Linked DNA regions of Homo sapiens: region 1 is linked to region 2. Evidence: read pairs that join two places in POLR2A ChIA-PET (ENCODE). Cell type or tissue: MCF 10A. All regions are shown on one strand. Links, peaks and the distances in the headings refer to the core of each region. The heading gives the core; the rest is flanking DNA. Region 1 holds the start of LOC124902881 (a long non-coding RNA gene). Region 2 overlaps HEBP1 (heme binding protein 1).

Region 1 (16,096 bases), core at 6,213-8,712, 110 kb after region 2:
AGAGGGGAGCCGGAGCAGACCAGCTCCTTACGGGCCCCGCCAGCTGTCACCTCCCGGGGGAGCCACACCCGCCTCCCCGCAGGCACTCGGGTCCACCCGGGGCAAGGGCCCAGCCCGCGAGATTGCAGCAGCTCCGCCGTCAAGTCCAGCGGGACAAGCCAGCCTTCCTCCACTTTCTTTGACCTTAGCTTAGCCTTTCTCTCCATCACTCTCCCCCAGCCACTGCCGTATGGGAAGCCAGGCTTCAGAAAAAGGAGGCAGCCACCTTCTCAGGGCTCCCCAGCCAAAGCCACGTGAAAGCCAAGGAAAACTTCCCCCACCAGGTCCGTAGTTAGCTCAGCAGCTCCACCTGTCAGAGTCTAGACAGGCACCATTAGTGCTGCCCTGGGGCTGAGAGATCAGTATCTCTCCTTTCCTAACTGCCTCTCCTAAAGCCTCGACAATGCAGGCTGATTGAACGGGGGCGCCAGATGAAATTATGAAATGAAGGAATTTGCTTTGGTGCCTGGTTTCCCCTCCCTCCACTGCCCACTCCTCTTCCAGGATCAAGCCAATCGGACCGAAACTCGTCTTTGTTTACGTGTGGAACGATCCTGGAGTGGCTGCCCGCCTGTGTCGGGGCTCAAGCCAGGTTCTACCCCATGCCACGGGGAGGCAGGAGGGACTCTGTTTTTAAAGTGGTTATCAGCGCGCTTGGTAAACTAATCTGGATTATTCTGCATATGAAGAAATGGGGGAAGGCCCAGGGCTCCCCAGCTTTCTCTTCACTTCTCCCCACACCCCAAGTCTCCAGAGCCTAAAGTGCTTTTAAAATGTGACCTACTGGAGACTGTGACCCCACCATTGTTAGGTTTTTATTTCACTCCCAAAAAACCACAGGCAGTGCCTTGAGTGTTGGAACACTTTGAGGTATGCAGCCCAGGGGTCTGTGAGTCCACCCATTTCACACCTAAGACTCCCAGGGGTGTGTGTGGCAGAGTGGGGGTGGGTACTGAGAGACTGGTGGGACTGCAAATGACAGTGCTTTATAGTGTGTGCCATCCGCTAAGTCAGGGCTTCTCTCCGGACCCCAGCGTTCTCGTCTGTTCAAGAAGTTGAACTAGACTACCATTGTACAATAGAACTATAATTCAAGCCACAAACATAAGCCACATTTGTTTTTTATTTTTTGTGTGTTTTTTCTTTTTTAGACAAGGTCTCGCCGTCACCCAGGCTGGAGTACAATGGCACAATCGGCTCACTGCAGCCTCAATCACCCAGGCTCAAGCTATCCTTCCACCTCAGCCTCCCAAGCACCCAGGACCACATGTGTGCATTACCACACCTGGCTAATTTTTTTGTTTGTTTCTTGTTTGAGACACTCTCACTTTGTCACCCAGGCTGGGGTGCAGTGATACCATCATGGCTCACTGTAAGCCTTTACCTCCCAGGCTCAAGCAGTCTTCCCGCCTCAGCCTCCCAAGTAATTCTTTTTATTATTTATAGAGACAAGGTCTCGCTGTGTTGCACATGCTGGTCTCAAACTCCTGGGTTCATGCCATCCTCCAGCCTTGGCCTTCCAAAGTGCTAGGATTACAGGTGGGAGCCACCACACCTGGCCCACATATGTCATGTTAAATTTCTAGCCACATTAAAAGAAGTACAAAGAAACAGGAAAATTAATTTTAATAACACTGTATATTTTTTACCCAAATATGATCCCAAATATGATCATTTCAACATGTAATCAATATTTTTAAAAATATTAAGGGGCTATTTTACTTCTTTGGTTTCCAACTATATCCTCAAAAACCCAGTGTGTCTTTTATATTTAAAGCACCTGTCAGTGTGGACCAGCCACATTTCCATTGCTCAAAAAGTGTGTGTGGCTTGTGGCTACCACACTGGATAGTGAGGACTAGTTGTCCCTGGTGGCTCTTCCAGCACGGAGTCTGAATCACCATGTCTAGGGTGAGTTTCATGACATCGAGCAAAAGACGTCAAGTCTGAGGATGGTGAAAGAACAAAGATGATGTGGTTTTGGGGATCCTACCCTATCTCTACACCCCCTCCCCAGGACCACATTCCCATTAGGTCCTCCTAATGAGAATGTGATGAGTGTATTTGATCTTTCCTTTGTTCACTGTTCTCTGGATGGTATCTGTCTGGCAGGTCCAGGGTGTGTGAGACAGAGAGCATGTGTGGGGATGCTTGTTCTGAACCTGTCTTCAGTCATTGCTCTTCACTTTGCTATTGGCTTTGTTTGTTGTTGTTGTTATTCTTAGAGACAGTGTTTCACTATGTTGCCCAGGCTGGAGTGCAATGGCTATTCACAGGCCACCATAGCTCACTACAGCCTCCAACTCCTGGGCTCAAGCCATCCTCCTGCCTCAGCCTCCTGAGTAGTGCCATTGACTTTGGATGTCCCACCTTGTCCTCTTAGTACTCTCTTTTCTACTCTCCTCTTAACCTCTTGGTCTCCTCCTATCCCTTTATGGAGACACCTGCCTGCACAAAGCCAGGACTAGATGAGGCCAATGAGGCAACCAGAGCACAGATTTCAAGGAGGCACTCCACAACTTTAAGAGTGAGTGCCCCTTTAAATCCTGAGCTCTAGTCCCCTTGCTTGCCTCTCCCAGTCCCGGCCCTGCACCTGTGTCCCTGGGGGCTGGCTCTCTGGAAGAAGACAGGGAGGACTAGGGCAGGTGGAATAGCTGAGTGATTCTGGGGTATCTGAGTGATTTTGAGATGCCCCAGAGGAGAAGAAGGACAGGACCAGTAGATGGAATCATTCACTTCCTAGGTCTCTCATCCTATTAAAATGGTCTGCAGACCAAGGTTGAGGGTTCTTGGGAATAAATGAAAGAAACAGTAGGACGGGGGTCTGGAGACCCATGTTTCACTCCCAACTCTAGTTATCATCCTTAGAGTGTCACCCGGTTGAAAGTGATGGGTAGCTTTGTTGAGCAACACAGAAGAAAGCTCACCAGACTGGAAATGAGGAGAGGAGAAGAGAGAGCCCCACAATAAGGGCGCCATGTTCCCCCAAAAAGAGAGGCTGATCTGATGGTGTAGAGGACCTTCATTCAGCTGCAAGGCCAGCAACGTGTGGGCAGGGGTTAGGGGGCCTATGGCCCAAGATCACGGGCCTGGGTCTGCCTCATTCAGGAAGTCCCAGAACTCAGTCCCTGCTGACCCCTTCCCTTCTGATGTCCACCAACCATCACCACCGAGATCCCCACTCTTGATTGCAGGAAGGAAGCAAGAAAAGAGACGGCTCTGCCAGTGCCCTGATCCTGACCCCCTTCCTAATGCCGCCTTGGAATTCCCGGCTGCAGGACCTCAGGCCTGGGGCTTCCCCTTTCTCTCCCTTTGCTTTTTTACTGGCAGGATGGAAGGTGCTACTTGTTCCCTTCCCTGACCTCAATTAAATCTCATATAAGAAGTACCTGAGTTGGTTGGAGGAAGGCGGAGAGGAATTCCATTTCCTTAGGTTATTACTTTATTGGAGCTGCTAGTGTCGGTGAACCACAGCTCCTGCCAGGTTCCTGCTAATAGTGGTTCTTCCATTCAATCACTGGAAGCATTTGAGAGCCACCTAAGCACCATGCATTGTAGGGAATACAACAGAAGTACGAGAAAGACCATACTCGATCTTTATCCTCTGAAGGGAATGTCCGTTTATTGAGTGAGTCATTTAGCAACTATAAATGGTCTTCTATGTAACTCTGCTGGAGAATCAAAAGAAAACTGCATTTAAGAAGCTCAGTGTGGGCCGGGCACGGTGGCTCACACCTGTAATCCCAGCACTTTGGGAGGCGGAGGCAGGTGGATCACCTGAGGTCAGGAGTTCAAAACCAGCCTGACCAACATAGTGAAACGTCGTCTCTACTAAAAATACAAAAAAATTAGCTAGGTGTGGTGGTGCATGCCTGTAATCCCAGCTACTTGGGAGGCTGAGGCAGGAGAATCACTTGAACCTGGGAGGCAGAGGTTGCAGTGAGCCAAGATCGTGCCATTACCCTCCAGCCCGGTCAATAAGAGTGAAACTCCATCTCAAAAAAAAAAAAAGAAGAAGCAGCTCAGTCTGGTGGAGAGATGGGCAGTAATCAAACAAAAACAATGCATTGTGGGCCAGGCGCGGTGGCTCATGCCTGTAATCCCAGCACTTTGGGAGGCCGAGGCAGGCGGATCACGAGGTCAGGAGATCGAGACCATCCTGGTTACCACGGTGAAACACCATCTCTAATAAAAATACAAAAAATTAGCCAGGCGTGGTCAAGGGCGCTTGTAGTCTCAGCTGCTACTCAGGAGGCTGAGGCAGGAGAATGGCGTGAACCCGGGAGGCGGAGCTTGCAGTGAGCTGAGATCGTGCCACTGCACTCCAGCCTGGGCGACAAAGCAAGACTCCATCTCAAAAAAACAAAAACAAAAAAAAACCAAAAAAAAAAAACAATGCATTGTGTGAGGTGTCACACCAGAAAAAATGCACAAGGACCACGGTCAGGCACAAAAAGCTGCAGTCAATACTCACCCCGGAATTCAGAGTAGGCACTACTGAGGCAGGGAGGCTTAAAGGATGAGTTAAGGCTTTTCAGATGGAGAAGAGAAGAGGGGCAAGGATCAGGAAGGGCATTTCATGCAGAGGGGGCAGAATGCACAGAAGCACAGAGGCATGTGTCAGCCCTGCCTGTTAAGAAAGTGTGAGCACACACCGGGCATAGTGGCTCATACCTGTAATCCCAGACTTTGAGGCAGGAAGATTTCTTGAGTCCAGGAGTTCAAGACCAGCCTAGACAATGTAGTGAGACCCTCCTCACTACAAAAATTAAAAAAAAATTAGCCAGGCCTGGTGGCATACACCTGTAATCCCAACTACTCAGGAGGCCAAGGTAAGAGGATCACTTGAGCCCAGGAGGCTGAGGCTGCAGCGGGCTATAGTGGTGCCACTGCACTCCAGGCTGGGCAACAGAGCGAGACTCTAAGAAAAAAAAGAAAGAAAGTATGAGCACAACCTGTGGGCAAGAGGAGAGGCATCTGGCCAGTGTCCAGTGGCCAGCTTGAGTCTGGAGTCCCAGACTCAGAAGCAGAGGGGCACTGAAGGCATGAAGTAGGGATGGTCACAATGCCATGTGTGAGAGGAAGAGCCATTCCTGTGGCCCTAAATCCAATAACTGGTGTCTTTATAGGAAGAGAGATACAGAGACACAGAGGAGACAGACACACAGAGAAGGCCTTGGGAAGACAGAGGCAGAGCCTGGAGTGATGCTGCTACAAGCCGAGGAACCCAAGACTGAAGGCATGGGATGCTTCTCCTTCAGAGCCTCCAGAAGGAACCTACCCTGCCTACACCCTGATCTTGGACTTGCACCCTCCAGAACTATGAGGCAATACGTGTTTTTGCTGTTTTAAGCTGCCCTGTTTTTTGTACTTTGTTACAGCAACAATACACCTTTGAAATGTACACCTTTGAAATTTTTGCATATGCCAGCATGTGACATGCTAAAAAGAGTCCACCTAGCACAGCAGGAGTCTCTAGGGCTTCATCTCCAATGCCTTGGTTTCATCCCCCGCCCCTCCCTGCCGCCCCCCCGCCCCACACCCAGTCCCCAGGTGGAATGGAGACAGGAGTGGCACGTGCAGAGGGCAAACACGTGCCTGCTGAGTGAGAGATGACACCTGAAGCCCCGGAATGCAGTCTGTAGGGAACCCTTGCGGTCAGGAGGCTGGCCAGCCCCAGCGCTGCCTCTCAGGGGGCCTCTCATTGTTATCAGGCTATTTTAAAAACTTCCCCACCTTCTCTGGGATGGACTTTAAGATTGCACTCATTCCCAGGGTCTTAACTCCAAGGAAATTCATAAACCGAAGCCCCTTCGCTGAAACCAGAGAGGTGCTACCAGTAACCCCACGGCTGGGTTAGAGAATCCCATTAAGTACGCAGGCTGGTTCAGTGACATGAAACCCAGCGCAGTTGTGGGATTCTCCTTCCCACTCCATGAATCTCCTCTGACTTCTCTCGCTCTCTCTCTGAGGCTGTCTCAGGGCAGGGAGGGGAGCCAGTGGCTAGGAAGGCTCATACCTCAGCCTCATTTTTGATCAGGCCTCATAAATCAGTCTGTTCTTCTGGTTCTTGCTGCTTAAAAGCCTTTGCCTGACCTAGAGGCAGTAATTGGGAGTGAACTTGAACATTGGAGTTAGGAAGAACTGGCTTGAACCCTACTCAACAGCATGATGGTCTTTTTCCTCATCTAAGGAAAGGGCACTCACCACACTGAATTCACAGGGTTGTGGTGAGCATCAGATGTAATTTACATCTAGCACTCAGGAGATTTTCAGTAACATTTACTCACCCGCTTTTGGATTTCTGACATCAAAGGCAAGAAGGAAGGTAGCTTCGTGAATCGGCACATAAAGACAGGCGGTGGAGCTGGCAAAACTGCCTTCCAGCCTCTCCCCTTGGTCAGGCCTCATCCTCACTTCCTCCTCCACAAACACTCCTATGCTTTCTTTTTTTTTTTCTCGCTCTGTCACCCAGGCTGGAGTGCAGTGGCGTGACCTTGGCTTACTGCAGCCTCCACCTCCCAGGTTCAAGCAATCCTCCTGCCTCAGCCTCCCGAGTAGCTGGGACTACAGGCGTACGCCACCACGCCCAGCTAATTTTTTGTATTTTAGTAGAGATGGGGTTTCACTGTATTGCCCAGGCTGGTCTCGAACTCCTGAGCTTAGGCAATCTGCCCACCGCTGTTGTGATATTGTAAAGGCTTATGGGATCAGTTTTGGGGTGAATATTTGAAACTGGGATGATCCCTTAAAATGTTATAATCTCTTACTTTCCCCAGCAGAATTCTGGAAGTGCTTTCTCATTAATTCTCTTTCCTACTTCACGGTAAAATCACTCGTGCTGGTGCGGCTGAGTGGGATGGAATGGAACACCCTGACGGTGAGGCAAGAGTCTGGTGACACATCAGGTGTTAGGATATAGAAGTTAACATGAAGTTTGCCAATCCCCAGAGGAGTTTAGAATAAATCAATCATCATTTATCCAAAAAGGGAAAATATCACAGAAGCACAAATGATAATATTTTCTATCTCTTTTTTTTTTTCTTTTTTTGACAGTCTCGCTCTGTCACCCAGGCTGGAGTGCAGTGGTACAATCTTGGCTCACTGCAACCTCCGCCTCCCAAGTTCAAGAGATTCTCCTGCCTCAGCTTCCCGAGTAGCTGAGACTACAGGTGCACGCCACCATGCCCGGCTAATTTTGTATTTTTAATAGAGACGGGGTTTCATGTTGGCCAAGCTGGTCTCGAACTCCTGACCTCAGGTGATCCACCCGCTTCGGCCTCCCAAACTACCGGGATTACAGGCGTGAGCCATCCCATCCTGCCTCCATCTTGTTTTTATCCTCTATGGCACCATCTTGCACAAGTTTGAAGTCATAGGCTTTTTTCACAATAGTTCACAGGTGAGATGATTCACTTAGAGTTCCAGTATAGAACACAAATTCCTTGCTCTGCCTTCAAGCCACAACATTTATCCCCCAGCAAATAAAAGAAGGTGAGAGAAATGAAAACACTTCTACTCTCATTGACTGGAACAATCCAGAATTTCAATATAGGGTGACAAGGAACACCTTCACTTTTGAAATTGTTCTCAAATAAACTTGCTTTATTTGCTCTCAGATCTTGCTCTCAGATCTCCTGTATCCCTAAGGGGCTGGGCTGGGCTAAGACCTGTAAAAAGAAAAGTACATTGTCTGAAATTTACTTGATGAGTCAGTGGAACACAGAAAAGCATTTCTACCAAGATAAGAAGGTCAGTAAACAAAGTTAATTCTCCCCCGAGCATAGAGGAAATATTTGGCTTTTCAGTGCAGACTGGCCTGAGGTTTTTAAATATGTTCTTTGTTGTTTTTTTTTTTTTTTTTTTGAGACAGAGTCTCGCTCTGTCGCCCAGGCTGGAGTGCAGTGGCGTTTTCTTGGCTCACTGCAAGCTCTGCCTCCCGGGTTGACACCATTTTCCTGCCTCAGCCTCCTGAGTAACTGGGACTACAGGCACCCGCCACCACGCCTGGCTATTTTTTTCCATTTTTAGTAGAGACGGGGTTTCACCATGTTAGCCAGGATGGTCTCGATCTCCTGACCTGGTGATCCGCCCGCCTCGGCCTCCCAAAGTGCTGGGATTACAGGCATGAGCCACCGCGCCCGGCCTTAAACACGTTGTTTAATACAGCCTCACTCATGGTTTCCTGAGGCATCTGAAGAATGAAACACCTCAGGGAAGACAGAGGTAAGAACCAAGTATTGATTGAAGTCGTACTGTGTGCTAGCTCTCCTTTTGAGTACAAAAGGACTATGGAGAACTGTTCATGTATTCTCTCTACAAACTTGTATAAACCAACTACTGCATGCCAGGTATGGCTAGTGTTTTAGATGAAACTGAATCAGTAAATAAACAAACAGGCCACCTTCAAATAAAAAAAAATCACCTTTGCATCAAAGTGTCCTTAGTCTCCTCTCTTGGGTTAGAAAATCCGATTACCACCTTGTGCTGCCTGTTCTTTTGGTTGCTAAGTTTATTTGGTGTGTTGGTAGGGGAATCCCAAGGAAAAAAGTCAAAAGGGATAGGGGTGGGAAGAGACAGGCTCAGTCTGCTCTCCCAGGCCATGGCTGAGTCTATTCTAGCCTTGTCCCAGATATGGGCCAGTGGCGCCAGCAGACACAAGATATTGCCTGGGTTCTTTAGGTTTTTTTCCCTACCCCGAGATGGGGTCTCACTCTGTTGCCCAGGCTGGAGTGCAGGGTACGATCATGGCTCACTGCAGCCTCGACCTCCCAGACTCAAGCAATCCTCCCACCTCAAGCTCCAGAGTAGCTGGGACCACAGGCACCCACCACCACACCCAGTTAATTTAAAAAAAATTTTTTTGAGACGAAGTTTCACTCTTGTTGCCCAGGCTGGAGTGCAATGGCACAATCTCAGCTCACCATAACCTCTGCATCCCAGGTTCAAGCAATTCTCCTGCCTCAGCCTCCCAAGTAGCTGGGATTACAGGCATGCACCACCAGGCCAGGCTAGTTTTGTATTTTTAGTAGAGACGGGGTTTCTCCATGTTGGTCAGGCTGGTCTTGAACTCCTGACCTCAGGTGACCCACCTACCTCAGCCTCCCAAAGTACTGGGATTACAGGTGTGAGCCACCATGCCCGGCCAATTTTTTAAAATTTTTAATAGAGACGGAGTCTCCCAATGTTGCCCAGGTGGTCTCAAACTCCTGGGCTCAAAGAATCCTTCCTCCTCCACCTCGCAAAGTGGAGCCACCGTGCCTGGCCTGATATCTTCTGTTTAACGGGCTCATTCCAAAGACAACACAGACCCCAACCCAGAGTGAAACTCCTGCAGAGAGACTCTAGGCTGCTGCTAAGGAAACACCCCAGAGCCCCACCATCAGGGACACACTGCAGTGGCAACTCCGAACCACCCTGGCCTGCGGCAGGGGGGCGGCAGAACAAGGGTGCCATTGGACTCTCCACTCACCCACGAGTCATTTCCTTATTTCTCTTGTACTACGCAAAACCACGACTGCCTGAAATGCCTTTTCAAGAAATTGATGGGTGTGGCCTTGGGAGGGAACAGTGTAAATAGGGCCTGACAAAGGTGGGTATTGAGGAGAGAAGAGATCTTACGGGGAAGCGGGAGAAGACCAAGCCACCTTCATCTTGCTAAAGATGAGGGCCCCAGAAGTATGACCACTTGGTTTCCCATAACCAAGGCACGTCTAGATCCCCTGAGAAAGAATTTTTGAATTGAGACCTATGGGAATTCTATTTTCCATTGTAAAGAAGTATGGCTGTCTTCCCACAAAATCATAACAGTACGTGTGTGTGTGTGTCTGTATGCAGAGAGAGAGAATGTTTCATGGTTTTCAAAAGATTTTCTACATGGTGTCCCGTGTAATTCTCACAGCATAACCATAATGTCAATACAACCATATATAGCAAGAGCCTGGAAGTTGGCTGAGCCTGGAGTTGGCTAAGCCTGAATGCCAATTGCAGCTCATTCTTTAAATAGTTATATGACCTGGGGCCAACTATTTAACCTCCTCCTTAGCTGTAAAATGGGTATAATAAGACTTGCTTTGCAGTAATATTAAACACATCAGCAATTATATTGGGGGTGGGGGAACAGGGAGGAAATAGCTTAGTGTCTGGCTCATGATATGGCATCAATAAGTAGTAGCATTAGATGGGAATAAGCTTGACCAGTGAAAAAACTGAAGTTCAGAGATACGGAATGATGTGTCTTAGGTCCCAATTCGGGTTGACTGGGGAGGCAGGACTAGAACCCAGGTCTCTAGACTCTTGTTCCTAGCATCCAGCTGCTATAGCACCCTAATTCCCACTTTAGTACCTGCCCAAGGATAACATTTTAGATAGCAAACTCTGCCATCCTGCATTTTGTTTTCTTTTTCTTTTTCTCTTTTGAGACAGGCTCTCGCTCTGTCACCCAGGCTCGAGTGCAGTGGCGCAACCTCAGCTCACCACAACCTCAGCTCACCACAACCTCAGCTCACCACAACCTCCATCTCCTGGGTTCAAGCCATCCTCCCGCCTCAGTCTCCCTAGTAGCTGGGACTACAGGCTTGCGCCACCACACCCAGCTAATTTTTGTATTTTTTGTAGAGTCGGGGTTTCATCATGTTGCCCAGCCTGGTCTCAAACTCCTGAGCTCCAGTGATCCACCCACCTCGGCCACCCAAAGTGCTGGGATTACAGGCATGAGCCACCGCGCACGGCCTAATTCTGCATTTCTTTTCTTTTCTTTTCTTTGGAGACGGAGTCTCGCTGTATCACCCAGGCTGGAGTGCAGTGGTGCGATCTCAGCTCACTGCAAGCTCCGCCTCCCGGATTCTAGCAATTCTCCTGCCTCAGCCTCCCGAGTAGCTGGAACTACAGGCACACGCCGCCACGCTCGCTAATTTTTTTTTTTTTTTTTGTATTTTAGTAAAGATGGGGTTTCACCAGATTCTGCATTTTTTTAGTCCTGCATTTTCTGCTTTCACCCAAAGGAAAAAAAAAATGAAAGAAATGTTACACTTGAGCTCAGAGACCAAGGCTCCCTATCTTCTGTAGTGCAGGGTTCATAACCTGGTGCCAATGACTGAATTGTGCCCCTCTAAAATTCACATCTGAAGTTTCAACCCCCAGTGTGATGGTATCAGGAGGTAGGGCTTTTAGGAAGTAATTAGATTTAGATGAGGTGATAAGGGTAGGATCCTTATGATAGGGGTTAGTGCCCTTAGAAGACACCAGAGAGCTTCCTCATTCTCTCTCTCTCTCTCTCTCTCTCCCTCTCTGTCTCTGTCTCTCTCTCTCTCTCTCTCTCCATATATATATATATCGTCCTTCTCATGCAAAGAAGAGGTCACGTGAACACACCAAAAAGATGGCCATTGTCCATGAGCTGGAAAGAGAGCCCTCACCAGAACCCAGCCATCCTGCACCCTGATCATGGACTTCTAGCCTCGAGAATTGTGAGAAAATAAATCTCTGTTATTTGACTACCTGTGCTATGGCATTTTGTTATTGCAGCCCCAGCAGACTAAGACACCTAGTGTCCATGGACCACACACACACACACACACACACACAGAGGGACTCAAGGATGGGCCTCAAGTTAAGAACCTTCTCCCTTGTGGTCAGAAATATATTATTTGAGTTCCGGAAATCCAGACAAGTCTGGACAACATAGCAAGACTTCATCTCTACTAAAAATCAAAAAAAGCTAGGCCGGGCACGGTGGCTCACGCCTGTAATCCCAGCACTTTGGGAGGCCGAGGCAGGCGGATCATGAGGTCAGGAGTGTGAGACCAGCCTGGCCAACATGGTGAACCCCCATCTCTACTAAAAATACAAAAATTAGCGGGGCATAGAGTCATGCTCCTGTAGTCCCAGCTACTAGGGAGGCTGAGGCAGGAGAATGGCGTGAACCCAGGAGGCGGAGCTTGCAGTGAGCCAAGATTGTACCACTGCATTCCAGCCTGGGCAACAGAGCTAGACTCCGTCTCAAAAAAAAAAAAAAAAACTAAAAATCAAAAAAATTAGCTAAGTGTGGTGGTACATACCTGTGGTTCCAGCTACTCCCAAGACTGAGGCGGGAGGACCACCTGAGCCTGGGAGCTCAAGTCTGCAGTGAGCTGTGATCATGCCACTGCACTCCAGCCTAGGCACAACCCCAAGAAAGAAAAGAGAAGAAAAGAGAGCATTTTCCATGCCCATGGCTTTCATCACGTTCTCAAAGGAATCCATAGAGAGTAAAAAGGTTAGAAGCACTATGAACCTGTATCCCTTCACCTGTGTACCTGCCAGCATAGGCCAGGTTTGCCTTAGAAGGTGCACCTGGCTGTTGATGTTAAAGGCTGCCTCTCCAGGTGACACAAAGGGGCTGGTAGGGATAGGCCAACACAGGGCAGAGGAAGACAGGGCCCATCCAGGGGGAAAAACATTTCCCTATGTCAGTTTTTGTTTTTGTTGTTCGTTTGTTTAGACAGAGTTTCACACTGTCCCCCAGGCTGGAGTGCAATGGCATGATCTCAGCTCACTGCAACCTCTGCCTTCCCGGTTCAAGCAATTCTCCTGCCTCAGCCTCCTGAGTAGCTGGGACTACAGGCGCGCACCACCATACCTGGCTAATTTTTGTATTTTTAGTAGAGACGGGGTTTCACCATGTTGCCCAGGCTGGTCTGGAACTCCCGACCTCAAGTGATCCTCCCCCCTCAGCCTCCCAAAGTGCTGGGGTTACAGGTGTGAGCCACTGTGCCTGGCCCCTATGTCAGCTTTTTATCGGAAGCCTATTTGCTTACTGCAGGAAAAAATATATATATTTTATCTATAGACAGTAGGATTTTTTTTCCCTTTCACTAAAATACACCATGGAATAGTCATCAGAAGGAAACTTTTGTTTTTAACCAGTATTGTTTCTCTTTCATGATAATGACATCTGATATCCAGAGCTTTTACAGTTTCCAAAGCCCTTGTGCTTGCTTTGTCTTGTTTTTAATCTTTACAGAAACTCTGCAGAGCAGATGCTATTAGCCTCATTTTATAGATGAGGAAAGAAGCTTGGAGAGGTTAAGTTACCATTAGAAAGCGGTGCGGCACCACCCGGCCCAGCCCTGACTGCAGAGCCAAGTAGTCTTTGCTGCATCCCTCTGCCTCCAGAGAGGCCCTCTGGCCCTGCAGGTGGCTTTAACATTAGAGGCTGTGGCCCCTGCCATCTCTCCCCCTAGAGAACTGTGCGGAGGCCCCCGCCCTGCTGAGCTCATTTGCAGCTAATGTTGCCCTGAGGCCTTGGTAAGTTACACAGTCTGCTTTTTAGACTGTTAGGTTTGGCAGGGACTGCGGCTCTGCCCTTAATTTCTCTTTCCCAAGTGAAAATAGCTGATGAATTGACTTCGCTGAGCCGGGCTGGCATCTCTTAGCAAATGTCTCCATTCACAGCTTGTTTTCCATAATTCATGTTTGGTGCTATTATTGTATTTCTACCCATTCCGAGATGTAGAACAGAACTATCAAATGGCCGTGTCTTTATTTGCTATTAGTCAGGGACTTCATTTCTCGGGATCCAGCTCACCTGTAATCTCAGGGCTTCTGGCAGGCAAGGCTACTCTTGTCTAGAACAAGCTGGGAAGGAGATGCTCTCAGTGCCAGGCCTCCTGCTCTCCTCCCCAGTTCCACCCCACTAATTCCAAGTCCTTCCCCATATCTCCTCTGTCCTCTGAGCACCTTCTTCTCACTTCTAACCTGCTCTTGTTTACACTAACAACTTCTGTTGAGCACCTTCCTTATTCCAGCGCTTTATAGTCATTATCCAAACCCATTTTATGCTCCCAGGAAGAAGCTGATAAGCATATTCATGGCAAGGTTTATAAGACAGATAAGGTTTAATGGGCTAAACCCAGGGCACTTTAGAGGAAACCAGAGACCTTCCAGCATTGTAAGCCAGGTGAGGAAAGAAATGTATGCCTCGGTTTAGTTTTGGTTGACTGGCAGTTTCTTCCTATAAGACCTTGAATTGTGTTAAGGATTCACCTGTTCCTCTTTTGCAAGACTGTCTGGCAAGTGTCACTACTCATTTCAGTTCAGTGCAGTGCTATATATTAAGCATCTATTATGTGCAGGGCATTGCACTAATGTGGCAATACAAAGATCTCTGCACAAAGGAGGCTCCCGGACTCCTGGAACTAAGGAAAGGTAATAATGACATTTTTCAGAGGAGATTTTGTTTGTTTCTTTGTTTGTTTTTTGAGACGGAGCGTTGCTTTGTCGCCCAGGCTGGAGGGCAGTGACACGATCTCGGCTCACCACAAGCTCCGCCTCCTGGGTTCACGCCATTCTCCTGCCTCAGCCTCCCGAGTAGGTGGGACTACAGGCACCCGCCACCACGCCCTGCTAATTTTTTGTATTTTTAGTAGAGACGGGGTTTCACCATGTTAGCCAGGATGGTCTCGATCTCCTGACCTCGTGATCCACCTGCCTCAGCCTCCCAAAGTGCTGGGATTACAGGCGTAAGCCACCGCACCCGGCCCAGAGATGTTTTAAGGGCTTCTTCAACTCACTACAGGTTCAGAGTGACTGCTTTACAGACTTAAGTTATAAAATAAGCCCAAAGATAAGACACTAGAAAAAAGAATGAACATACAAATGGAACTAATTTATAAACATATACAAAAAGTTAAGTCCCCTCTCTCGGTTACTGTAACCACTCAAGGGGTTCACCTTGCCCGCTACATAGACAGACCAATTCATCAAGACAGGGAAATTGCAATAGAGAAAGAGTAAATCACACAGAGCCAGCTGTGCAGGAGACTGGAGTTTTATTCTTACTCAAATCAGCCTCCCTGAGCATTTGGGGAGCAGAATTTTTAAGGATAATTTGGCAGATGAGGGGAAGCCAGTGAGCCAGGAGTGCTGATTGGTTAGAGATGAAATCGTAGGAAGTCGGAGCCGTCTTCTTTCAGAGTCAGTTCTGGGTGGGGGCCACAAGATCAGATGAGCCAGTTTATTGATCTGGGTGGTGCCAGCTGATCCATCAAGTGCAGGGTCTGCAGAATATCTCAACCACTGATCTTTTTTTTTTTTTTTTTTTTTTGAGGAATTAACAGTCTTTATTGGGCTCAGACCAGGAGTCCGTGGGTCTTGAGGACTTCTGTGTATTTGTCAATTTTCTTCTCCACGTTCTTCTCGGCCTGTTTCCATAGCCTCATGAACTGTTTCTTCTTCCGGTAGTGGATCTTGGCTTTCTCTTTCCTCTTCTCCTCCAGGGTGGCTGTCACTGCCTGGTACTTCCAGCCAACCTCGTGAGCCAGGCGCCCCAGATAGGCAAACTTTCTTGCAGGCTTCAGACGCACAACCTTGAGGGCAGCAGGAACCACCATCCGCTTTTTCTTGTCGTAGGGCGGTGGGATGCCGTCAAACACCTTGAGGCAGTCCAGAGCGGCCTGGCCTGGCTTGGTCTTGTGGGGCGGCATACCTCGCATGGTCTGCCAGAAGATGCGGCTGGGGGCCTGGAGGGGGTAGGGGCCTCGGGAAGGGTTGCTGTTCATCCGCTTGCGGAGGAAAGCCAGGTACTTCAACTTGTTTCTGTAGAAATTGCCAGAAATGTTGATGCCTTCACAGCATACAACCACCACCTTCCGGCCCAGCAGTACCTGTTTAGCCACGATGGCCGCCAGGTGGCCCAGGAGATGGCCTCGACCATCAAGCACCAGGACCTGTACCTCCGCCATCTTCGGCAGCCGCTTGGGAAAGAAGCACTGATCTTAGGAGCAGTTTAGGGGAGGGTTGGAATCTTGTAGCTCCAGCTGCATGACTCCTAAACCATAATTTCTAATCTTGTGGTTAATGTTCATCCTACAAAGGCAATCTAGTCCCCAGGCAAGAAGGAGGTCTGCTTTAAGAAAGGGTTGTTACCGTCTTTGTTTAAACTATAAACTAAGTTTCTCCCAAAGTTAGTTCGGCCTACACCCAGGAATGAATAAGGACAGTCTGGAGGTTAGGAGCAAGAGGGAGTCAGTTAAGTTTGATCTCCTTCACTGTCTCAGTCATACTTTTCCAAAGGCAG
Region 2 (16,096 bases), core at 6,171-8,670:
AGAGGAGGGGGGTAAACAGGAGAGACTGATCCAAGGAGAGAATCCCAACTTGGGGAGTTGGGCACTGCCTGTTGAATGCATTCTTTCGTTTAAAATATTCCAAACATTCCGAACAGTTTGATTTGTTGAGAGACACTCGGTTGCAGAAATGAGTGTCGCAAGAAACTCCCAAGTACTAGAGAACTGCGGATAGTAGCCCCCTTTATCCGCGATTTCAGTTACCTGTGGTCAGCTCTTGTCCATAACTATTAAATGGAAAATTCCAGAAATACAGAAGTCCTAAGTTTTAAGTTTCCGGCCATTCTGCGTAGCAGGATGAAATCTTGATTCCTGGGACCGGAATGCCCCTTTGTCCAAGGTCAGCCTCCTATCTCTAGTAGCCGCCCTTAGTCACTTAGTAGCTAGCTTGGTGATCGGATCGACCGTGGCGGTATTGAAGTAACCCTTATTTTACTTAGTAATGGCCCCAAAGTGCAAGCTTAGCAATGCTGGCATATTGTTATAATTGCTGTTATTTTATTATTGTTGTTCATCTCTTACTGTGCCTAATTGATAAAGTTAAACTATATCATAGGTATGTATGTATAGGAAAAAACGTAGTAGATACAGGGTTCAGTTTTGTCCACCGTTTCAGGTATCCACTGGGGGGCTTGGAAGGTATCTACTATAGATAAGGGGGACTACTGTGTAAAAGAACAAGATCTGTGCAGAATAGATATAAATGCGCTACGCAGGGAGCACAGAGGCAGTCAATTCTGCCAGGGGGCTATGATGGGGACCTCAGTGGAGTGTCCTGAGCTGGGGCCTCAGGGATGTGTAGGAGTGCACACAACAGAGAAGAGCATGCACAAAGGCCCAGAGCTGTACCATTGCTTTTGGCCAGTTAGATCCTCTGGAGTTGGGTACCTAGAATACAGAATGAGTGAGAAGAGCATAATTGCTGTCTTCCCCCAAATTTATATCAGTGCTAACATGGGCTAACTGGACTGCACCCCTGAAAACAAGGAGAGTGCTGCTAGATTATAATCTCCTGGTGGACAGGTAGTTTAAACAGTGCAGCTGTATACAGAGCTCCCAATACGATGCCTCATTTGTGAAAGGACTGTATTGCCTGGGGGCCAAGTTCTGATACCTAGTACAATGATCTTCATATCACGAAAGCCCTCAATTAGACTCTAATCTGAACTCTTTGACAACCAAAGACCTTTCACCTGTTCTTATCTCCGTTTCCCCAGCTCTATGTAGAATGAACAGTTTAGCCCTGATCAGAGGTCCCACATTTGAATACCTGCAGCAACCAGGCAGGTAATGGAAATGGATGAAGCTGGCTGTTTTAGGCTATAAGGCATAGTGGGGACTGAGGCAAATCAGAGAGTGAACTCAGGTCCCCATCTCTAAACGGCAGTTCCAGCCACTTGTTGCTATGCAGTGATATATGAAACAGTGTTGCCAAATTCTTAAGGAAAACCATACATCCAGATTCTTAGCGAAATCACCCAATTTAAAAATAATTCGACAAAAACTGTTTTTTGAGTGCTATGTGCCAGGCACTCTTCTAGGCAATGGGATAAAAGATTAAAACCAGCAAAATTCTCTGCCCTCATGGAACTTATGTTTTATTGGCTAATGAACAAATAAAATGTATCATGGATCAGATAGTGATCAGTGCTGTGAAGAAAAGCAAGCAGGGGAGTGAGGAATAGGGAGTATTAGGAGTGAGGCTGTGATTTTGAGTAGGGAAACTGACATAGTTGTGCATAGGCTGGACACAAATGCAATAAGGATGCCAGTTATTAATATCAGTCCTGCTGTGAGCATCCAAAGGACCCACCCAAGCCAACACAGAGAGCTGTCTATCCGCCTCCCTGGGCAATGAAAAAGGCACCTGATAAGGTCTGCAGCATCACTGGCCTCCCCATCAAGTAGTTGCCCTACTCAGAACCACAGCCTTTCTCCTAACAGCCCTGATGAAGGTTCCTGTGATTCTAACACTTTAAGAATCCATGTGTTCTTGCTTTTGTCATGGAATGGGGCTCACTTTGTCTTTTTGGATTAATGATGATGGCCCACACAGGCGGAGAGGGGTCTGGGCTGGTTCGTGGCCTGTGCCCTCAGATTCCTTCCTCACCCATTCCCTGCTCTGCTGTCTTCCTGTGGAGTGGAAGCTGACCCATTCGGCCTGTTTCCCAGGCCAGATGTCAGCCGGCGCCCAGCTACGTTTGCTCAGTGGGAGTCTCTACTGGGAGATAAAAAGGGAGAAACCAGAGTATTTCTCCTCCTTCTCCACCCCATCAGATCCATACTACTAGGAGCTTCTCTGTGGCTTTGGCTTCCGCTACACAGGCCACCATGATTCTAGCTTCTACCCAGTAACCTAGGTATCTGAACTTAGGTAACAGGTAATTCTCCCTCTGTGTCTCCTAGGGTGCTTACTAACCTCTAGGTTGCCTCTCTGTCCCCTGCTGGCATCTCAGCCCCTCTGTTATCTGTGCAACCAATCCCTTGCATCGAAGTGCTTCTGCTCTAAATACTCTAGTAGTTTCTGTTTCCTGTTTGACTCTTATTGATACAGTGTCACTTGCCGTTAATTTGGGGCCTCTGGGATAAGGAGAACTCCCTAATAAGCATCTTCTCTCAGTGTTTGATGGGAATATGGGGCCATATGGGATATTGGTACCAGGCTAAAGCAAATCATTTAACCCAAATGAACCTGTTTCTACAGCTATAAAATGAGTATAAAAATATCTTTTCCATCTATTTCCAGAGTTACTATAAGTATTAAATTCTTTAAAACCATGAAAACATTTTGTAAAGTAGTATACATACCCTACAAATATAGTAATAGCATTATATCAGTGCTCATCTCAGCTTCATTCTTTCTAGCTGTGTGGTCACAGGCCAACTTAGCCCCTCTGAAGCTAATTGTGGAAGAAAATAATAGTTCATATATTAATAGATTGTTTTGAAGTTCAAATGAGATAACCAATTATAAAACTGTTCAATGTTAGTACTTGGTTGGAGATGGTAATGGTTAGCTTTACTGTAGTTTTACAGTAAAGTTTGGGTAAATTACTTAACATCCCGTGAGCCCTTGAATTCCTCAACTCTAAGATGAGAATAACAATGCCAATGTGAAATTAATTAATTATGCATAGATACTTGTAAACCTTTTTTTTTTTAAATATACAAACATAAAGGTATTATTTTTGAAGAGAACCTCTCCCTGAAATTATATTTTATCCTGGAAACAGCCTGGGTCAGAAACTATTGTCCACTCTCCTGGGCAAATGATGGCATACCATATTCCCCACATAGCATGGGCTTCAGGCTCACCAGATGTTGGGGACTGATTCCAAGTACTTGGCAGGGAGGCCAGTGCTGCCGCAGACCTTATCAGGTGCCTTCTTAATTGCTCAGGGAGGGAGGAGGGTAGACAGCTCTCTGTGTTGGATTGGGTGGGCCTTTGGATGCTCACAGCAGAACTGATATTAGTAACTGACATCCTTAATCAGATTTGTGTCCGGCCTGTGCACACAGGTTAGGACCTGATAGCCTGGCTTTGAGTCCTGGCTCCACTATTCACCCGCTGCAGTTTGGGCATGTTACTTAACCTCTTGTTCCCCAGTTTCATCTGAAAATGAAGATTAAAGCCCTAACTTCTTCACAGGGTTATTGGAGAAATTGAATGAATGAATCCACGTAAAGCATTTAAAATAACACCAGACAAATAGAAAGTACTCTGTTAGGTTAATTGTTATGATCAGTATTTTCTTGTAATGAGAAAGCAGGTTTCCAACATTAGCATGTATACCCACTACATGAAGTGGCAAGAAAAAAACTGACCTTTCAAAGGACTTACAAATCCCATAGCCAGAGGCATTCTTGTTAAACCTTTGTCTGGGACTTGAACTTGACCAAGGTTCCCACTGAATGTTGAAAATTGGTTTTTGTAGCCACAGGCCAAAATCTCCATCTAGGAACTGATTGGGAGCATAGACTAATGGAGATGGGGTGAAGGAGGGCTACTATTGTGTTCCATGTCACAAGCAAATGCACTAAAGATGTTAAATTTTAAGAATCAAGACTGTATTAACTTAGCTGCCTTATTCTCTACAGCAGTAGAGAATTCTGGTTAAATACATTTAAATAGAGCTCCCTGGAGAACTAGAATAGTTTTACAAATCCATCTCTTAAGCCTGAATTTTCACAGTGGTCCCGTGGTTCAAATGAGTGGTTATGGATACAGATGCTATGAAAACAAGTGATCCCTGCACTAGAACTGGTTTAATACATTGTGGCCCAGCTTTTCTCCAGGAGATCCTATTAGACGAGGTCCTCATCTCTCTGCCCATCTATTATGGCTCTTGTATTCCTTGTCATTAGAGTAAAACTAGGTTTTACTCTGCATATCTCCTTTCTCACAAATATTTGTAGAGTGCCTACAATATGCAAGGCGTGGTACATCTAGGTACAGAGAGATACAGCGGTGAACAAGAGAAACAGTCCTTACCCTGTGGGGCTTGTGGGTGGAGGTGGGAGTTTAACACATCATTTAATTGTAATTACAATAAGTATTGTGTTATGAAGGTACAGCGTGGGTAAGAATATCACAGGGAACCTATTTTAAGTCAGGATCCTCTCTGAGGAAGTAACTTTTAGGTTGGAGCCTGTTAGATGAATAGGGAGACACCAGGCAAAGGCAGGAGGAGAATGCTCCAGGGAGAGGGAGCAGCAGACACAGAGGCCCTGGCGTGGAAATGACCATGGCATCAAAGGAAACAGCAGAAAGCTGCAGAGCAGGTGCTGTGAGTGTGGCTGGCAACGTAGGTAGAAGCTCAGTGGTGCCTGCATCATCAAGGGCAGGTTAAGAACTTGATGAATGAATGCCTTTAGGCAGCAGATTAATTAACACAGTTAGATTGGTGTAGAGTGCCCTATATATGCTCTCTGGACAATCCCAACCTCATTCACAGCTCTAGTCTCCCCTTATGCTAATGACTCCCAAATTTACGCCTCTATGCCAGTCCCCTGCTGAGCTCCAGACCTGTGTGCCCAACTACCCAATGGACAGTTTGCTCATCTGTATCAGGAGGAGATGAACTGATGGACACATGAGACCCCTTCCAGCTCTAGAGTTATCTGACTTTAGGGGTTCCTAGAAAGGAGGGATCACTCAGGAGGAGGAGGTGGTGAAGTTGAGCCAAGCCTTGAAGGATGATAGGTGTATCATGGGGGACTTGGCTCTCCAAGTCAAGCTGGAGTCCCTTCTTGGCAGCCTTTCTTTCCTTGCTGTGGACTTTGTGCCTGGAGAACAGGCCAAGAGCACAGGTTGCTCGTGCCATTTTATAGATCTCTTTTCTGCTGCAGAGACCCTCCATTCAAGACCCAGACATACTTGCAAAATCCTATGTTTAGGTCACAAATGTCAGTTGAACTAATTTAGAGTAGATGAACTGGCTTGCTATCAAATCACCATCACTGGACTAATGGTTACAAAATCCAACTCCCACAACAGCCTCTGAGTTCTTCTGAGATCTGGCCCCTGCCAGAACACCTTTTTTGTGTCCTGCTTGACAGTCTTTGCTCCAGCCACAACTATTTGTAATATTTGTACTCACAGTCATCATACTGTTCTTGACCCCTCCTCGTTTACTCTTATGGTACCCACTACCTGGAATATCCTCCCCAAATGATCAGAGCATTTACTGCATTGTACAATAATTTGTGTAATACTCCTCACCATCCTCCTGATTATCCCTATCATATTAATCTCCAAATCTGTACCACCTGGCAAAGGTTTTCGACAATGTTTATTCCATGAATTAATAAAGTAGTGACTGAACGTCCGGTTGGGTGATCTGTGACCACCTCAAAGTCAGCTTGACCTCCCCAAACATGTTATCACATACACCCATGCCCCATAAACTAACCTAAGTGGTCCTTTCCTGTGTTCCCATACTGCCCTGGCACTCCTTGCCCCCTAAAAATATCATTAGATGATAACATTCTGTTTTCCTGGCATCTTCCCTTATAGCACCTGTAACAATGTTCAGCACATGGTAGATACTCAGTAGTTGTTGGTTAAATGAATAAAAGAAGAAAAAGACCAAAGGAAAGAGCCAGTTAGCTCTTTCTCCAGTGAGATCTTGTTTTTGGTCTTCCCATTTGTAAAAGAAGTAACTGCGTAAAATGACTTCTGATACCTCTATTCTGAATTTGATATGGGCATACAACTGTCCGCCCAAAGTATCTAACACAGTGGCTAAAGAGAGAGGTTACAGACTGGGCAACATTGCAAGACCCCATCTGAAAGAGAGAGAGAGAGAGAGAGAGAGAGAGAGAGGAAAAGAAAAAAAAAAAAAGCAAAGACACTTTGGAAGGCTGACATAGGTGGATCGCATGAGCTCAGAAGTTTGAGACCAGCTTGGGCAACGTGGTGAAACCCTGTCTCTACAAAAGAAGACAGAGAAAACAAAATACAAAAAAAATTAGCTGGGCATGGTGGCACACACCTGTAGTCCCAGCTACTTAGGAGGATGAGGTGGGAGGATCACGTGAGCCCAGGAGGCTGAAGTTACAGTGAGCCAAGATTGTACCACTGCACTCCAGCTTGAGCAACCATGAGACCCTGTAAGAAAGAGAAAGAAAGAGAGAGAGAGAGAGGAAGGAAGGAAGGAAGGAAGGGAGGGAGGGAGGGAGGGAGGGGGAAACGAAAGAAAAAAAGAAAGACAGAGAGAGGAAAGAAAGGAGGATAAAGAAAAGAAACAGAGGTTTAAATGCTCACTTCACCCCCCATAGCTTTAGAGAACCTTGCAACGAGTATTAGACTGGAGTAGACTAGAGTTTGGGAACTGGAATTTTTGTTTCAGTTTCACCATTCAGTAGTTACATCACTTTGAGCAACTTAGTCTCTCTGGTTCTTCATTTTCTCCTTGATAAAATTAGTTAGATTAGGTAAACTTTAAAACCATTTTAGGTTCTGAACTTCTGTGATTCACAGGATAGTGTTTCTGGAATTTAAAACATTACAAGTGCCAAGGGTAGGTGCGCTCTCAAATGAAAGGGGAGTTCTGGAATTCTCTGCAGCAACAGAAAGAGCAAAACACCCTAAGTTTACTTAACAGTTTGCTACTGAAGGCTCTTTGGAAGTGTCAGATTCACCAGATGGAGGGCTTCACAGCAGCCTCAGAATGATTCAGCACGGTGCCCCACAGTCAAGGCTGACTTGCTGCCTCATGATTCCTGGTCTGGCGCAATTTCCTCTACCCCATGTGAAGGGGGATTTAAGTACAAACTTGGCACTCAGGGTTAAAATTACAATATTAAGGCCGGGCACAGTGGCTCATACCTGTAATCCCAGCACTTTGGGAGGCCGAGGTGGGCAGAACACCTGAGGTCAGGAGTTCGAGACCAGTCTGTCCAATGTGGCAAAACCCCATCTCTACTAAAAACACAAAAATTAGCTGGGAGTGGTGGCGTTCGCCTGTAGTCTCAGCTACTTGTGAGGCTGAGGCAGAAGAATCACTTGAACCTGGGGGGTGAAGGTTGCTCTTAGCAGAGATCACACCACTGCACTCCAGCCCGGGTGACAGAGCAAGACTCTGTCTCAAAAATAAAATAAATATTAAATATGCTCATTGAGACTACACTTGCCACTCACAGCCGTACAGTCCTGCCTTCCTCCAGAGACACCTTCTGTCCCCCTGGGAGTCACACCCTCTTCCCTAGTTGTGAATCTTCAGTCTAGGATATTATATGAAAACCTATTTGACCAGTCTAGGGCAGCCAGGTTCCCTACCATGTGTCTGTTTTTCATAATCATTGTTAGGAGACACAGCACCTTAATCAAATAAATATCTGTTGCACTTCTCACATGTAAAGCTCTGTGGTATAGTTTCTGCCCATAAAGGCTTTATTGCAGATTGTTAAAACTATAATAATGTTTCATTACCAGATGGTAAAATTAACATAGACCAACTTTCCTTCTTCTAATGGGATGGAATAAAATTCACTCCAGTAGAGTAGAAGAGAAGAAAACAGGATAGGGGAAGGAACAAAAAAAAAGCCAGGATGCATCTCATCCATAAGGGTAAAGCATTACTTTGTGAAACTTTAACTATGTGTATATTCATGATAAGACAGGCTGTAAAAAATGCTTTCCTTCTTGTGGATTGTGATTTTTTTTCAAAATGTGAAGAACACTGCCTTACAGTATGTCCAGGAATACAAAATTAAATTATATGAGCAATCACGTGGCAAGGAGCAGGAGATGTACTGAAGGAGAGCTGTGGGGGTCCATAATGAGTAAACACCAGGGAAAGGATAGTCCAAGGACAGGGCCTCAATGCAGAAAGTGGTGATGGGGAGATGAAAGAAGGATTTGTGTGAAAAGAGACAGTGGAGCTGAGCATTAAGCAGATTGGGAGGCTGTGATTTAGTGAGACAAGAGTTAGGGAGAGGATATGCTGTGTCTGGGAGCACGGTGTGAACAGAGCTACAGTCAGCCCTTCCTGTCTGTGGGTTCTGGATCCACGATTCAACCAACCACAGATGGAAAATATTCAAAAAATAATAATAGCAATACAGCAATAAAAAATACATAAATCAACAGCAGAGGCCAGGCGTGGTGTAACTGCCCAGTGGGTTCACCTTGCCTGCTGCCTAGATAGAACCAATTTATCAAGACAGGGGAATTGTAATGGAGAAAGAGTAATTCATGCAGAGCCAGCTCTGCGGGAGACCAGAGGTTTGTTATTACTCAAATCAGTCTCCCTGAGCATTCAGGGATGAGAGTTTTTAAAGATAATTTGGCAGGTAGTGGCTTGGGGAGTGGGGAGTGCTGATTGGTCAGGTTGGAGATGGAATCATGGGGGGTGCCAAGTTAGGTTTTTCTTGCTGTCTTCTGTTCCTCGGTGCAATGGCAGAACTGGTTGGGCCAGATTACTGGTCTGAGTGGTGTCAGCTGATCCATCGAGTACAGGGTCTGGAAAATATCTCACGCACTGATCTTAGGTTTTACAATAGTGATGTTATCCCCAGGAGCAATTTGAGGAGGTTCAGACTCTTGGAGCCAGAGGCTGCATGACCTCTAAATTGTAATTTCTAATCTTGTAGCTAATTTGTTAGTCCTGCAAAGTCAGACTGGACCCCAGGCAAGAAGGGGGTCTTATTGGGAAAGGGCTGTTACCAATTTTCTTTCAGAGTCAAGCCACGAACTGAATTCCTTCCTACAATTAGTTCGGCCTAAGCCCAGGAATCCCACAAGGACAGCTTAAGGGTTAGAAACAAGATAGAGTCAATGAAGTCTGATTTCTTTCACTGTCATAATTTCCTCAGTTATAATTTTTGCAAAGGCAGTTTCAATTGTGGCTCATGCCTATAATGCCAACACTGGGAAGCCAAGACAGGAGGATTGCTTGAGCCCAGGAGTTTGAGACCAGCCTGTACAACATAGGGAGACTCTACCAAAAAAAAAAAAAAATTTTTTTTTTTAATTAGCAGGGCATGGTGGTATGCACCTGCGGTCCCACTTACTCAGGAAGCCTAAGTAGGAGGATCGCTTGAGCTCAGGAGGTCGAGGCTAGTGAGCCATGATCATACCACTGCACACCAGCCTGGGTGACAGAGTGAAACACTGTCTCAAAAATAAATAAATAAATAAAATACATGTGTGTGTGTTTGTGTGTGTGTGTGTGTGTGTGTGTGTGTGTGTGCACAGAGAGTAGCAACTATTTGCTTGGCTTTTACATTGTATTAAGTATTATAAGTAATGTAGAGATGATTTAAAGTATGTATGAGGATGTGTGTGGGTTATATGCAAAATACTACACCATTTTATATCAGGGACTTGAGCATCCATGGATTTTGGTATCCATAGAGGTCCTGGATCCAGTCCCCCAAGGAGGCCAAGGGAAAAATGAACTCTGATTCCTTGAATTGCAGTCCTCCTACTAGAATGAGCCTAATTTTGGGAGCTTCACAGTTTTGTTGGATTGTCATCGTTGTATTTTTTGTTTCCTCCCTTCTAAGTTTATCTGTATTTTTTTCTGAATCTCCTGTTTAACTTTATCTTCCAACCTGTTTACTGAATTTTTCTTCTCTGTTATCAGATTTTTAATTTCTGAGAGCTCTTTTGCTCTCTGAATGTTCCATTTTTGTAGCATTCTGGTTTTCAGGATGCAATATCTTCTCTTATCTCCCCAAGAATATAATGTATAAGATTTTCCTGCTTTGGATATTGTCTCTACAAGAATCCCAGAATCTATTTCTCATGGCCCTTCATACTCAGGCCTGTCCCTTCTGCTCTATGGCCATACCCACCAAGGAAAGTTTTTTAGCCCTCTGTTACTACTTCTAGAGACATCACAAGTTGCTACTTTGTACCTCTTAAACACTGTACCTTCTCTCTCTCTAGGAAGAAGTTGCCTATGAAGAAAGGGCCTGTGAAGGCGGCAAATTTGCCACAGTAGAAGTGACAGATAAGCCTGTGGATGAGGCTCTACGGGAAGCAATGCCCAAGGTCGCAAAGTATGCGGGGGGCACCAATGACAAGGGTGAGTACCCCTGCAGGATGTGGCTCTGGTCTCGGGGACCAGCTTTGCAAGGTCTCACTTCATCAGTGGTAAATGCAAGTGAGGGGCTACAAGGCACCTGTAGTGACCTGTTTCAATGACCTGTGAACCTCCTGCACTGTGTGAACAAGCAGTTTATTGCAGGAATGTGGGGAAACCACTCTGATATCAGCCCAGTCTGTCCCTCACTTGAAGGCATCCCTGCTCAATATCTCCAAGTTCCTGCTTCACTCCCAGGTGTGGGACCATAGGCTCTATTTTTTTTTTAACCCTGCAGTGCTTATTATGTCTTTGGATTGGTTGACTAGGTGGCGTGTGCCCACAGTAAGCTGAGCTACAGCACAACGCAAGGCCAGCATCAGGCTGGAGATCCCCAGAGTCAGCCCCTGGTAGCTCAGATTCTGCTGGGTCCTGAGGCTCAGTGAGCAGTGAGGTTCCAGACCCTGTCTGGCAAATGAAGGGTCTGAGAATTCTTGGGCCATCCTGCTCTTAAAAACTTGGCAGTTCATGCTGGCCACCTCTCTACTTTTAAAATGATAAGCCTGAAGTCTCATGAAAGGTGTACCTGTTAGATGTAAACCATATTTAAAAATGAGTTTGACTCGTGAGAAGCCCTCTAATTTGGGTAGCATTTTGGAATCACTGCAAAACAAAAATGGGTCAGAAAGCAAGAGGAAAAAAAAGAGATGTGTTTAATTTTTAGGATATTTCTCAAGCTGATAATTTAGAGAGCTAAAAACGTGTGTTAGCCTTAGTAACATTTACTAGGAGCTGCTCTGTCTATTGAGTAACCATTCTTTTATTCCTTTACTTACTTAAAAAACTTGCTTTAAAAAAAAAATTTACTAGGACTAAAGTAGTCAGGCTTTGGAAGATACGTTAACCTGTAGGAGGTCAGGAAGAAATCTTTTCCTTCTTAACACTGTCTTAACATTTTTTTAAATGAAAATATGTATGAGAATTATAAAACTCACTAAAGAAAACCTTTAAAATAACAAAACAGTATTCCCTAATTCCCCCATTCAATACAATCAATGTTGTCTTTTGAATGTATTTTTTAGGGCTTTTTAATGTAATCTTAGTGTTCCTATAATTACATATCCTGCTTCTGTTAGTTATTATTTCATAATTATTTTCCACTAGTACCAGAGTCTTCTTAAGCATAATTCCTAGCTACATTATATTGTATCATGTGTCTGTAATTTACACAGACATATTCCTGTTTTGAACAGAATTTATAATTCTGCTGTAATGAATATCTTACTACCTATAGCCTTTTCCATATTTTAGATTGATGTTTTAAATAGGCAGTAATTAAATACTGGCTAGGCATGGTGGCTCACACCTGTAATCCCAGCACTTTGGGAGGCCAAGATGGGCAAATCACTTGAGGTAGGAGTTTAAGACGAGCCTGGCCAACATGGCAAAACCCCATCTCTACTAAAAATACAAAAATAAGCTGGGTGTGGTGGCGCACACCTGTAATCCCATCTACTCAGAAGGCTGAGGCACAAGAATCGCTTGAACCCAGGAACCCAGGAGGCAGAGTTTACAGTAAGCCGAGATCATGCCACTGCACTCCAGCCTGGGCAACAGAGCAAGACTGTCGGAAGAAAGAAAGAAAGAGAGAGAGAGAGAGAGAGAGAAAGAGAGAGAGAGAGAGAGAGAAAGAGACTGATAATCTACAGTCTTGATATATATTGCCAAATCATTTTTTAGAGTTGTACCACTATACTCCTACCAACAGCGTATACAAATAACAGGTGTTCATGTATTTCTGTATTTTTAACACTTGAAATGTTCATTGTTAATTTCAAGAACAAAAACATACCACTTTGAAAGACGAATGGAACTAATGTGTCTTCCACAGCCCTGAGCAAGCTCTGTCTCTGATCCCTGCCTCACTCTGTGCTTTTGTGTTTTCAGGAATTGGGATGGGGATGACAGTCCCTATTTCCTTTGCTGTGTTCCCCAATGAAGATGGCTCTCTGCAGAAGAAATTAAAAGTCTGGTTCCGGATTCCAAACCAATTTCAAAGCGACCCACCAGCTCCCAGTGACAAAAGCGTTAAGATTGAGGAACGGGAAGGCATCACTGTCTATTCCATGTAAGGAGACAATCCTTCAGGCATCCATGGGTGGCGCTTGATTCCCGTACCACTCCTTGCATCACCTCTGGCAAGCATTCGCGTCAAATTTTTATGGTTGCTGAATTAATTTAAGTAGGAAATGCTGAATCCTAACAGTTTCTCATTTTAATTTCTTCAGGCTGCAGCACACACACATTTGCATTTTATCAGAATAAATGCCTTGGCCAGTTGCCAAATTGATGGGACGAGCTTAAGCTTTGCTTAAGCTTACAGTGAATGTCTACATTAGCCATAGCAGGGTTCTAGGAGACTCAGCAAATATCTTAAGTCAAGCCATGGTCTGGATTCGTGGACACATGGGAAGCATAAAGGGCTGAGGAATACCTGATTTCTACCCCACACTCCCTTTGAATGCCAGAGAGCAGGGAGCATTTGCTAGAGCTGGGCTTCCATCCTCCTTGTTGTTCCTGGATGGTAGTCCTTTGAGCAGAGCACACATCTATTCTCTTGTCATCCTGGTCCTGTTTCCAGGACTTCATGTGGGGTCATTTTCCCTTGACTGTAGAGAATAGCAGGTGCAAATGGTTACTAGTTTCTATCCCTTGTGCTCCAAACTGCCCTCAGAAACCAAGTCTTCTAGATCATTGATGACTCCTCACATTTGTTAAAACACTCCCATGTGACAGGCACCAAACCAGGCTCAGGGAAAGACCAGGATCTTCACCAGAAGTAATCATAGGTGGTTTGGCTCCGCTCAGGAGCAACCTCATGAAAAATTCACATACATATAATATTGCACTGGACTGAGTATTGGTCCACTTCAGGGACCTCCAAACTTGGCTGCCCTGCTGCAACCCTGAACCTGATGGTGGGACCATTTTCCCCGGAGCTGTGTCAATGTTCTGAGAATGTGAGTTTCACCGCTGTGTGTAGTCCTAGGCCAGGTGACTGCAGGGCCCTCCAGAGGACAGTGAATGTAATGCAGCTGGGAGCTAGCACCGGAGCCTCAGCTCCTGTGCTTGTCCTGCAGTCCTCATTCAGACTTCCCAGCTTCCCTTCAGAGGGTGTGGAGAAAGCAAATTAACTTAACAATATCTTTTCCTAGGGTGGAGATGCACCTTGGGTGCAGCATTTAAGGAAGCACTCACTCTCACAGCTGTCCAAGTGCAGGATGGGGACTGAGAGTGAGCGCCTCCTTAAATCTTGTGCCCTGGGTTAGATGTCTGCTTGTCTTTTCCATTCTATTTCCTGTGTTTGGGAAGCAGCAGGTATAATAAAATGAACTTGTATTTTATTTGAATTCCAGCTCTACTGCTTACTAGCAGAATGATGCTTGGGAAGTTAGCCACTTTAAGACTTAGCTTTTGCATTTGTTAAGTGCTGATAATATAACCTCCTATATATGATGTGTGTGTGTGTGCATGTAATGTAACCTTATAGGATTATTGTTAAATATCTTTCAGTATTTACTAAGATACTATTTATGTATTACCTAATGTTTATGACCTGAAGCAGGTTTTGGCAATTACCCCTTCTGTCTGTTCATTCTTATTTCATAAGGAATGAGATAGACATGATTGAATCAGTTCACATTAAGACTTCAAGCAGATGGGGCTAGTTTCTGATCATTTGTTTTACCAGACCCTGAGTAATGAGTGGATATAATTTTTTTTTCTTTTGTCTTTAACTTTTTAGTATGGGAATTTTCAAACTTATAGAAAGGTAGAAGCATATAAGATCATGAAATCATATGTGCCCATCCCCTACCTACAGCAACGATCAGCTCAAGGCCAATTCTGTGTCATGTGTATCTTCACAGCATTCACCCAGCCCTACCCTGGATTATTTTTAGGCAAATTCCAGACATTATATTATTTCATTCATAAATATTTCAGGTAATTACTGAAGATTTTTTTAAAATATAATCACAATACCTTTTTTCTGAAATTTCAATAGTACTTCATTAATTTATAATATAAAATATTCAATGCTCAGATTTCCCCCATTACTTTTTTTTTTTTTCCAACGGAGTCTCTCTCTGTTGCCCAGGCTGGAGTGCAGTGGTGCGATCTTGGCTCACTGCAACCTCTGCTGCCTGGGTTCAAGCAATTCTCCTGCCTCAGCCTCCCAAGTAGCTGGGAGTACAGGAACCTGCCACTGTGCCTAATATTTGTAGTTTTTTAGTAGAGACAGGGTTTCACCATCTTGGCCAGGCTGGTCTTGAACTCCTGACCTTGTGATCCACCTGCCTCGGCCTCCCAAAGTGCTGGGATTACAGGCGTGAGCCACCACGCCTGGCCATCATTTGTTTTAATATTTTGTTAGAATCTGGATCCAAGTCAGATTTTGTAGTACTTTCTTTTTGTTGTTGTTGTTAAGAGACAAGGCCTTGCTCTGTTGCCCAGGCTGCAGTGCAGTGGTGTGATCATAGCTCACTGCAGCCTCAAACTCCTGGGCTCAGGTAATCCTCCCACCTCAGCCTCTCAAGTAGCTGGTACTACAGTTGCACACAACCACACCTGGCTGATGGTACATTTTTAAGCTTTTATTAATCTGTGAATTTCTTTACCAACACAACTTTACATTCTTCCTTTCCATCTGTGGATCATTTGTCTTCTTATTATCTGTACTGGATTTTGCTGATTATATTTCCGTGACATTTTACCACATCCCTCTGAGCCCCGTATTGCCTGTAAATTAGTAGTTGAAACTAAAGACTAGATCAGATTCAAGTTTTTGAAGTTTTGGTGAGAATATTTCCTACGTGGTGGTGTTTACTTCCTTCAGGGGCCCACAGTGTCTGATTGTCCCTGATTGAGTGATGTTGGTGACCATAGTTCATCATTGCCTAGATGTCTTGTTCCATTAGAGGCCATAAAACGATAATGTTCTCTGTTTCTCCTTCTTCTTTTATTACCTGCAATATTTCAGTAAAGAGAAACTTCCCCTCGTTTACTATTTGGCTTCCTTTATTTCATATAGAAAAAGCCAGATACATGCTTACTTGATACCTTCTCTTTATTTACCAGTTTTCAGAATGATAATTTCATTCTGTAACATCCTCAAGGTAAAGTGGTCTGCATCTTCGTTTTTTGAGTGTAATTATAAACATATGAATTTAAACATATTTGATACGTTTCAGTTTGTTACAGATATTATTCTTATTGATGCTCTAATTGCCCCACTGTTGGCCAGCGGGAGCCTCTTCAAGTTGGTTTGTTGGTCCTTTTGACACAGCTCCAGTAGTCGTTGATGGCTCCCTGGCTTGCTGGTATAATGAGATGTTTTGAGCACATCTTAGCATTTCTTGCCCTAGAGCTAGAATTAGCCATTTCTCTAAGGAACGCTGGTTTCTTATGGTGGGAAGGGGTATACGGGTACTATCAAAGGCAGGTCGGTGACCATTTCCTTTTAATTCTCTGAAATCTAAACAGCT

Evidence for each region. Peaks named below come from ENCODE experiments on the same cell type or tissue, not always from the same donor. Only the 100,000 strongest peaks of a DNase experiment are listed, where the experiment ranks them.
Region 1: POLR2A ChIA-PET joins it to region 2 with 5 read pairs; 8 of 35 experiments call an interaction of 5 or more read pairs at or near these places.

Annotation. Positions count from the first base shown.
Region 1 is chr12:12,875,164-12,891,259 of GRCh38, reverse strand. It overlaps LOC124902881 (a long non-coding RNA gene), which reads left to right and starts at 7,961. Exons shown (of 2, transcript XR_007063214.1): 1 at 7,961-8,265; 2 at 11,393-11,534. It also overlaps the pseudogene RPL13AP20. RefSeq lists an enhancer at 9,311-9,942. In MCF 10A, for the core only: no CTCF peak of the experiment used is centred there; DNase peaks (open chromatin) are centred at 7,419 and 7,719.
Region 2 is chr12:12,983,734-12,999,829 of GRCh38, reverse strand. It overlaps HEBP1 (heme binding protein 1), which reads left to right. Exons shown (of 4, transcript NM_015987.5): 2 at 10,415-10,553; 3 at 12,498-12,678. All of the region lies in intron 2 of GPRC5D-AS1 (GPRC5D and HEBP1 antisense RNA 1), which reads right to left. Among named protein-coding and RNA genes, the nearest start is that of HEBP1, 8.5 kb to the left of the region's middle. In MCF 10A, for the core only: no CTCF peak of the experiment used is centred there; a DNase peak (open chromatin) is centred at 7,219.